3 separate regions of the Homo sapiens genome follow, and all the other regions are linked to region 3. A link is a contact called in ENCODE Hi-C or POLR2A ChIA-PET data. All regions are on one chromosome and are shown on one strand. Each heading gives the region's core, a stretch centred on a gene start or an enhancer-like site at or near the end of the contact. The rest is flanking DNA. Distances are from core to core; before and after follow the strand shown.

Region 1 (2,700 bases), core at 201-2,700, 180 kb after region 3:
GAGGCAGGAGAATCGCTTGAACCTGGGAGGCGGAGGTTGCAGAGATTTGACATCGTGCCACTGAGCTCAGCCTGGGCGAGAGTAAAACTCTGTCTCAAAACAAAACAAAAAAATTTTTCTTTCTAGGCATGCCTCTCATTCAAACAGCTTTTAAAAAGTCTCTTGCTTGTTTCATTATTATGAATTTTACGCCTATTTTAAAGCTATACGGTTTCACTGCTGTATGCTTTAGTGTAAGCTATGTCAAATCCTTTTGCAGGTAGGTGGAGCTTAAATTCTATAAAATGAGACGTGATCAATAAAAGCGGATGAAGAGTCTGAGGACTTGAGTGGTGGTGGAGATTTTCCAGAATTATTAGTGTAGAAAATTAATTTCGATGTTTTAGTGCATATGCTTGTACATAATACCTTTTACTCACAATAATACTGTATTTAATTCAGGGGAAGACATGTGATTTTACTTTCAATGTCTGCTAGTAAATAAAAATAATTCACAACCTTATAAAGTAATAGTGCTCGGCCTGGGCCTGATAATTGAATATATTATCACTGAAGATTATATTTTGTTAAGTACTGAATTGAACAGTTTCTGAACAGTGAGATTTTTCTTTCCAGCTGAATCTAAATCTGATTTTAAAGAAATCACTGCTCGTGCTTTTGTGTCCTCCGGGTTTCTAACTTCCACTCTCCCTCCTTCAAGGGCATCTCCCAGAAGGGGGCTGGGCTCGTTAACTCAGGGACGGTGCAAAGCGTTTGTTCCTCTCCTCACAGCCCTTCCGCGGTCTCCCAAGGAGACAAGTGGAATGCCCACCAAGTCATGCTTTTCCATTACTCATTCCGCCTTCTCTCCCGAGGTGGCGCGTGGGAGGTGTTTTGCTCGGGTTCTGTAAGAATAGGCCAGGCAGCTTCCCGCGGGATGCGCTCATCCCCTCTCGGGGTTCCGCTCCCACCGCGCCGCGTTCGGCCGGTTCCGCCTGCGAGATGTTTTCCGACGGACAATGATTCCACTCTCGGCGCCTCCCATGTTGATCCCAGCTCCTCTGCGGGCGTCAGGACCCCTGGGCCCCGCCCCGCTCCACTCAGTCAATCTTTTGTCCCCGTATAAGGCGGATTATCGGGGTGGCTGGGGGCGGCTGATTCCGACGAATGCCCTTGGGGGTCACCCGGGAGGGAACTCCGGGCTCCGGCTTTGGCCAGCCCGCACCCCTGGTTGAGCCGGCCCGAGGGCCACCAGGGGGCGCTCGATGTTCCTGCAGCCCCCCGCAGCAGCCCCACTCCCCGGCTCACCCTACGATTGGCTGGCCGCCCCGAGCTCTGTGCTGTGATTGGTCACAGCCCGTGTCCGTCGCGGGCGCCGGGGCGGATACGAGGTGACGCGCAGAGGCCCAGCTCGGGGCGGTGTCCCGCGCCGGCGACTGCGGGCGGAGTTTCGCGAGGGCCGAAGCGGGGCAGTGTGACGGCAGCGGTCCTGGGAGGCGCCCGCGCGCGTCGGAGCAGCTCCCCGTCCTCCGCAGCCGTCACCGCCGGCCGTCGCCGCGCCCTGGCCTCCCGCACTCGCGCACTCCTGTCCGCCGCCCACCGCCCACCTCCCACCTCGATGCGGTGCCGGGCTGCTGCGTGATGGGGCTGCGGAGCGGCGCCCTGCGGCTCGCGGCGGCCGCTGCTCGCGCTGAGGTGCGTCGGTGCCCGGCCCCCCGCGCCCCCGCGCGCCGCGGCTCCTGTTGACCCGGTCCGCCCGTCGGTCTGCAGCGCGGCTGAGGTAAGGCGGCGGGGCTGGCCGCGGTTGGCGCCGCGGTCGCGGGGTTGGGGAGGGGGCCGCTTCCGCGGGGAGGAGCGGCCGGGCCGGGGTCCGGGCGGGGTCTGAGGGGAGGTAGCGCGGGACGGGCGCCGGGTGCGGGAGCCTCGCCCTCGGGGGAGGGGACCCCTCCCTAGGCCAGCAGCGAGTCCCGGGCCGGCGTCCAGCGGTCGGCTGGGGCCCCCGCAGTGCCCTGCACCGGCCCTCCGTTTCCCCCGCGCTGCCAGGCCCCGGCTGTGCCCAGCGCTCTCCAGACCCGCCGCTGCCTGGCCGTTCCCTGGGCTCCGCGCACGTTGCAGCCCGGGGGGCGGCTGTGCTTCGTTTGAAGCCATCGTTTCTCATTTTCCCTCTCCCCTTTCCTCCTTTGTGGTGGGCATCGGGCTTCGGCTGGGAATGTGGTTATGCCCTTTGCCAGATGGCGATAGGAAAGGTCATCGCTTGGCGCTGGGGGAGCCGAGGGCTCGAGGCCTGGAAAGAGGGGTGCGATAGGAAGGGAGGGGGCTTGTTGGATGCTGGCCAGGTGTGAGGAAGGCTGGTGTGGTCTCGGCATTCAGCCGACTGGGATTACTCGGGCAGCCATATTGGGAGGATGATCTGACAAATCCTTTAGGAGCCAAGTCCAGTTGTTGGAAGGCACCGAGTGACAGCCCTGGCAGCTTTCAGGGTGACTGGCCAGACCAGAAGCCAAGTTGTGGGGGTTGGGAGGCTGCTTGAGCAAGCTAGTCATTGTTCATGCAACACAAAACATTCCCGCCCCTAACGCCAGAATGGAGCTTCCAGATCCCTTTTTTTTTTTTTCCTTGATTGCTAAATGAGCTTCCAAGGTAAACTGCCTTCAAGATTCCATTCTTGTTGGGGTGAAATTCCGTGTTTCTCTATTCATCTTCTGCGTCCAGTGCGGGGGC
Region 2 (2,700 bases), core at 174-2,673, 230 kb before region 3:
AAGTGAGATCACAAGGCAATTGCTGCCCCCCAAAATTGGAGACAGGCTGCGTGTGATGGCTCGCACCTGTAATCCCAGCACACTTTGGGAGGGCGGGGCAGGAGGATCACTTGAGCCCAGGAGTTTGAGCCCATTCTGGCAACAAAGTGAGACCTCATCTCTTACTAAATCAAAATAAATTAGCCAGACATAGTGGTGCACGCCCATGGTCCCAGCTACTCAGGGAGCAGAGATGGGAGGACCACTTGAGCCCAGGAGGTCGAGGATCCAGTGAGCCCTGATCGTGCCACTGAACTCCAGCCTGGGTGACAGAGCAAGACCCTGTCTCAAAAAAGAAAAAAATACATAAATTTTAAAAATTGGAGACACAGGCAAATACACAAGGAATCACAATTTACAGAGCAGAAACCTCCATGGGAACCGGTGCCAGGGTAGGAAAACCTAAGCTGTAATCGACAAACTGCTGGAGTTCAATGTGCAGAACTCTGAGAGTTAAAAATTCCAGGGAGCCGGGCGCGGTGGCTCACGCCTATAATCTCAGCACTTTGGGAGGCAGAGGCGGGTGGATCACGAAGTCAGGAGATCGAGACCATCCTGGCTAACACGGTGAAACCCCGTCTCTACTAAAAATACAAAAAATTAGCTGGGCATGGTGGCGGGCGCCTGTAGTCCCAGCTACTTGGGAGGCTGAGGCAGGAGAATGGTGTGAACCCGGGAGGCAGACTATGCAGTGAGCCGATATCGCGCCACTGCACTCCAGCCTGGGCAACAGAGCAAGACTCCATCTCCCAAAAAAACAAAAAAAAAATGCCAGGCGCGGTGACTCACGCCTGTAATCCCATCACTTTGAGAGGCCGAGGCAGGCAGATCATGAGGTCAAGAGATCCAGACCATCCTGGCCAACATGGTGAAAACCCGTCTCTACTAAAAATACAAAAATTAGCTGGGCGTGCTGGTGGGTGCCTGTAGTCCTAGCTGCTTGGGAGGCTGAGACAGGAGAATCATTTGAACCCGGGAGGCGGAGGTTGCAGTGAGCCAAGATCGTGCCACTGCACTCTAGCCTGGGTGACAGAGCAAGACTCCGTCTCAAAATAAACAAACAAACAAAAAACCACACATAAATGTAACACGTGGATCAACAAAGAAATATCGAGGAGTTTTAAAATGTTTTGAACTAAATGAAAAAGAAAATATAATTTATCAAAATGTGTGGGATGTAGTGAAAGCAGTGCTTAGTGGAAAACTTAAGCATTTAATACATATATTAGAAAAAAAGAAAGAGCTAAAATCAATCATATAAGCTTCAACCTTAGGAAACTAGAAAAAGATCAGCAGATTAAATACAAAGAGAGCAGAAGAAAATGAAATAAAAACTGAAACAAAAATCAATAAAACTGAAAACAGGAACTCAATAGAGAAAACCAACAAAACCAAAAGCTGGTTTTTTGAAAAGATCAATAAAACTGATAAGCCTCTAGCCAGGCTAACTATGAAAAAAAAAGAGAGAAGACACAAATTCCTAGTATCAGAAATGAAAACAGGAACACCGCTATAAGACCCCATGGATTAAAAAGATACATAAAGGGGCTGGGCATGGTGGTTCACGCCTGTAATCCCAGAACTTTGGGAGGCCGAGACAGGAGGATCACGAGGTCAGGAGATCAAGACCATCCTGGCTAATACAGTGAAACCCCGTCTCCACTAGAAAAAAAAAAAAAAAAAAAAAAATTAGCTGGGTGTGGTGGCAGGCGCCTGTAGTCCCAGCTACTCAGGAGGCTGAGGCAGGAGAATGACGTGAACCCAGGAAGCGGACCTTGCAGTGAGCCATGATCGTGCCACTGCACTCCAGCCTGGGCGACAGAGTGAGATTCCATCTCAAAAAAAAAATAAAAATAAAATAAAATAAATAAATAAGAAAAAAAAATACAAAAAAAATTGGCCAGGAGTGTGGTGGCATGCTCCTGTAATCCCAGCTATTCAGGAGGCTGAGGTAGGAGAATAGCTGGAACCTGGGAGGCGGAGGCTGCAGTGAGCCGAGATTGCACCATTGCACTCCAGCCTAGACAACAGAGTGAGACTCAGTCTCAAAAATAAATAAATAAATAAATAAGAGGCTGGGTGCGGTGGCTCACACCTGTAATCCCAGCACTTTGGGAGGCCGAGGCAGATGGATCACCTGAGATCAGGAGTTCGAGACCACCCTGACCAACATGGAGAAACCCCAACTCTACTAAAAATACAAAATTAGCTGGGCATGGTGGCAAGCACCTGTAATCCCAGCTACTTGGGAGGCTGAGGCAGGAGAATCACTTGACCCAGGCGGCGGAGGTTGCAGTAAGCTGAGATCGTGCCATTGCACTCCAGCCTGGGAAACAAGAGCGAAACTCCATCTCAAAAGTAAATAAATAAGAAATATTATGAACAACTCTATGCCTAAAAATTTGATAACCTAGATGAAATTTATCAATTCCCTGGAAGATACAATCTGCCAAAACTCACCCAAGAAAAAGCAAACAATCTAAATAGACCTGTATCTCTTAGAGAAACTAAATCAACAATTAATAACCTTCCAAAACGAAAAGTACCAGACCCAGATGGGTTCACTGGTGAATTGTACCAAACATTTAAGGAAGAAATTACACCAATTCTCTACAGAAGCAAAGGGAATACTTCCTAACTCATTCTGTGAGGTCACCATTA
Region 3 (2,700 bases), core at 90-2,589:
AATATGCAAAGCCAGCAGTGATTTATTTTTACTCACAAATTCCTTACATATTTTTACTCACAAATTCCTTACATATCTAGTAGTCAGGTTCCTATTTTAAGCATGTAGCAAATACATTGTAACTCTTAATTCTGGAATGCAGTCTTTATGGCTTAGTGAGCCATCCAATCCACTTATAGTCTTCGTCAGCGGCAAAATCTGGAATTTCATGGTACTGTTACTTTGATCGCTCAACTTAGATTTATATTTTATAAATATATATATACATACATATATATATATTTTTTGAGATGGAGTCGCGCTCTGTCGCCCAGGCTGGAGTGCAGTGGCGCGATCTCGGCTCACTGCAAGCTCCGCCTCCCGGGTTCACGCCATTCTCCTGCCTCAGCCTCCCGAGTAGCCGGGACTACAGGCGCCCGCCGCCACATCTGGCTGATTTTTTGTATTTTTTAGTAGAGACGGGGTTTCACCGTGTTAGCCAGGATGGTCTCGATCTCCTGACCTCGTGATCCGCCCGCCTCGGCCTCCCAAAGTGCTGGGATTACAGGCGTGAGCCACCGCGCCCGGCCAAATATTTGTATTCTTGTGCACCGGAGGATGGTTTTCCCCCACTGACTCCAAACGTCTTCCTTGCATTTGCTGTGTACAATTCAGTGATTTGGGTCTCTCATCCATTTATACTTTCAAATTTTACCAATACTTTTTGAACACACTTAAAAAAAAAAAAACCCAGGAAGTATCTCTAAAAGGCCAAGGTAAAATAAAATGAATGGGAGTTCTTGTGTTCGAGTTTTCTTCCAACTGGGCTTTCCTGGAGGAGGTGGAAGAGTGTGTGGCAGATGTTTCAGAAAATGAGCGCTCAATACGGTAGATCACGCTCCCGGGGTCAAGGAGACGTTTTCCGTTTTCTTTTCCCTCGCTTAGGCGGCGGGCGCGCACAGTCCAGTGGGAGCGATGAGGTGTTTCTAGGCCCCCAAGTCACAGAAAAGCAGGCGATTGGGAACAACGGAGGCGCGGCGGGCCCCCGGGCCGCGGGCCAGCGCCACCTTCTGGTGGATCTTCCCCGACGCGAGTCTGGGAGTCGTCCCTCCCCTTGCCAGCCTACCTGGCTCAGGCCCGCCGCGCCCGCAGCCCCAGCGCGGTCGCCGTGGCAACGCCCCGCCCAGCCGCCAGCCTCCCTTTGCCCCTCCCCACGTCCGGCGCGGCTGCGCGGGACGGGGTGGGACGGAGGCGGGGAGAGGACGCAGGCGAGAGGAACTCGGCGGCGCGGCGCCCGCGGCCTATTGGCTGCCACGTCCCGGCGCCAGAAGCCCCGCCTCCCTGACGGGGGTCACGTGATCCCTTTCAAAGATGGCCGCCCTGTTGTTTTGATGAATAATACTTGGTGGGGCGAGGGGGAAAGAGTAGGGGTGGAGGGGTAGGAGGATTTACTCTTCCAGCGAGAGCTACGCGCATCCCATCCTCCCCCTCCCCCCTACCCGGGCTCCGGCGTGGAGGCGGGGCGTGGCCGGCCTGCTTTGGGAGGGGAGGGGCTTCCCTTACAGTGCTGGGCTCTGCCAGGACGGCTGTGGGGTCGCCTTACCTCGGGGTATCCACTCTGCAGTCGACCAGTTCCCGCCAGGAGCAAAGGGTAGGAAGGAGAGCAGGATCTGCTGTAGGAACGCAGCTACCGCGCCACTATCACGAAGAAACAGCAGGCTCGGGGCACGAGACGAACTGGAGACCGCGCTGCCTAGCTGGGTAACCTGGGAAGCAGAGGGTAATAAGTGGCGCCTTAAGACAACCCTGTAGCAGCAGCAGTGGCGGCCAAAGGAGGCTGCTCAGGGAACAAGCGGCTGTAGTAGTCTGTGGGGCGACTGGAGTGACCGAAGCCAAGGCAGTTTAGTGCCTCTCGTGTTCTTATTTTTTAACCTCTGACTATGCAATTCTGAAACCTCCCCCATTCGGGGGACCAGACAGCCTGATAGACACCTTCCACTCTCCTTCCTCCCGCCGTGGTCTCGAGAACAGAAGGATCTCTCCTTAACGCCTTTCACCATTAAGAGGAAAGCGATGGAGGAGCTGAGCGCTGATGAGGTGAGGAGGTTGGGGGACACCTTGAGGGATTAGTTGGCAACTCGTTAGCGCTTTGGACAGGGATGGTATTGCGCCAGTGCTGTCTGGCCTTTGGGCTTGGAGAAGGAACGGAGATGATATTTTCCAAGAATAACGTGACTCCCCGATAGGGTCTCTGGTTTTGTTCTCCTTTATTCTGTTGCCTTCTTTCTTCATTCTGAACTCCATTTGCTTCTTTCCGAGTGTTCTTTTAGGGTATGAACAAGAGGAGAGAGCATCTTGAGGTGTTTATTCTTTTCTTCAGGGTATGCGAACAAGAAGGGCGAGATTTACATGAAGTTAAAGTGTGTGTGTGTCTGTGTCTTCAGGAATTTAAAGAACAATTTTGGATGGAATGAGAATGTATGGTGGGTGAATATTTTTAAAGAAAGCATTTGAAATTCCAGATATGTGTGGTTATTGCACTGTATAAGCTTGATTAAACATATATTTTTGCTTGAGGGGTGGTTTACAGACAGATTCTTTGATATTTAACAAAATATGTATCTTCTCCACAGTTTAGAGAATTCCAGTTATATTCTGGTACTTAATAGACCACTAATGACTTCTGGCATTCTTCTGTTACATTCTATCTTTTCCTACTTC

What was found. Hi-C counts contacts between places; a loop is a spot of excess contacts on that map. ChIA-PET counts read pairs that join two places held with the same protein, here RNA polymerase II (POLR2A). Pooled maps may share reads with other maps.
Region 1: a loop to region 3 is called in a map of B cell, with 18 times the contacts of the local background. The contact joins the promoter of KIF1B here to the promoter of UBE4B in region 3. A Hi-C loop is called at or near these places in 14 of 168 maps with a recorded cell type or tissue (B cell, CD4-positive, alpha-beta T cell, CD8-positive, alpha-beta T cell and 10 more), 5 of 37 single-sample maps with no recorded cell type and 33 of 50 pooled maps. POLR2A ChIA-PET finds 5 or more read pairs at or near these places in 10 of 52 experiments (AG04450, BJ, CD4-positive, alpha-beta memory T cell and 6 more).
Region 2: a map of gastrocnemius medialis shows a loop between it and region 3 (2.3-fold over the local background). The contact joins the enhancer-like site here to the promoter of UBE4B in region 3. A Hi-C loop is called at or near these places in 1 of 168 maps with a recorded cell type or tissue (gastrocnemius medialis) and 6 of 50 pooled maps. POLR2A ChIA-PET finds 5 or more read pairs at or near these places in 2 of 52 experiments (PC-3 and activated T-cell).

Annotation. Positions count from the first base shown.
Region 1 is chr1:10,209,120-10,211,819 of GRCh38, forward strand. KIF1B (kinesin family member 1B) reads left to right here and starts at 1,451. Exons shown (of 49, transcript NM_001365951.3): 1 at 1,451-1,759. RefSeq lists silencers at 672-966, 1,053-1,132, 1,163-1,682 and an enhancer at 2,584-2,700.
Region 2 is chr1:9,798,853-9,801,552 of GRCh38, forward strand. The region is part of intron 1 of CLSTN1 (calsyntenin 1); the gene reads right to left. Among named protein-coding and RNA genes, the nearest start is that of CLSTN1, 24 kb to the right of the region's middle. Within about 2 kb of position 1,424, at least 4 of the 41 ENCODE cell types and tissues checked have a DNase peak (open chromatin) inside an H3K27ac peak, as active enhancers do.
Region 3 is chr1:10,031,619-10,034,318 of GRCh38, forward strand. UBE4B (ubiquitination factor E4B) reads left to right here and starts at 1,340. Exons shown (of 28, transcript NM_001105562.3): 1 at 1,340-2,076. The coding sequence starts at 2,053. RefSeq lists silencers at 958-1,347, 1,378-1,597 and enhancers at 1,112-1,766, 2,158-2,207.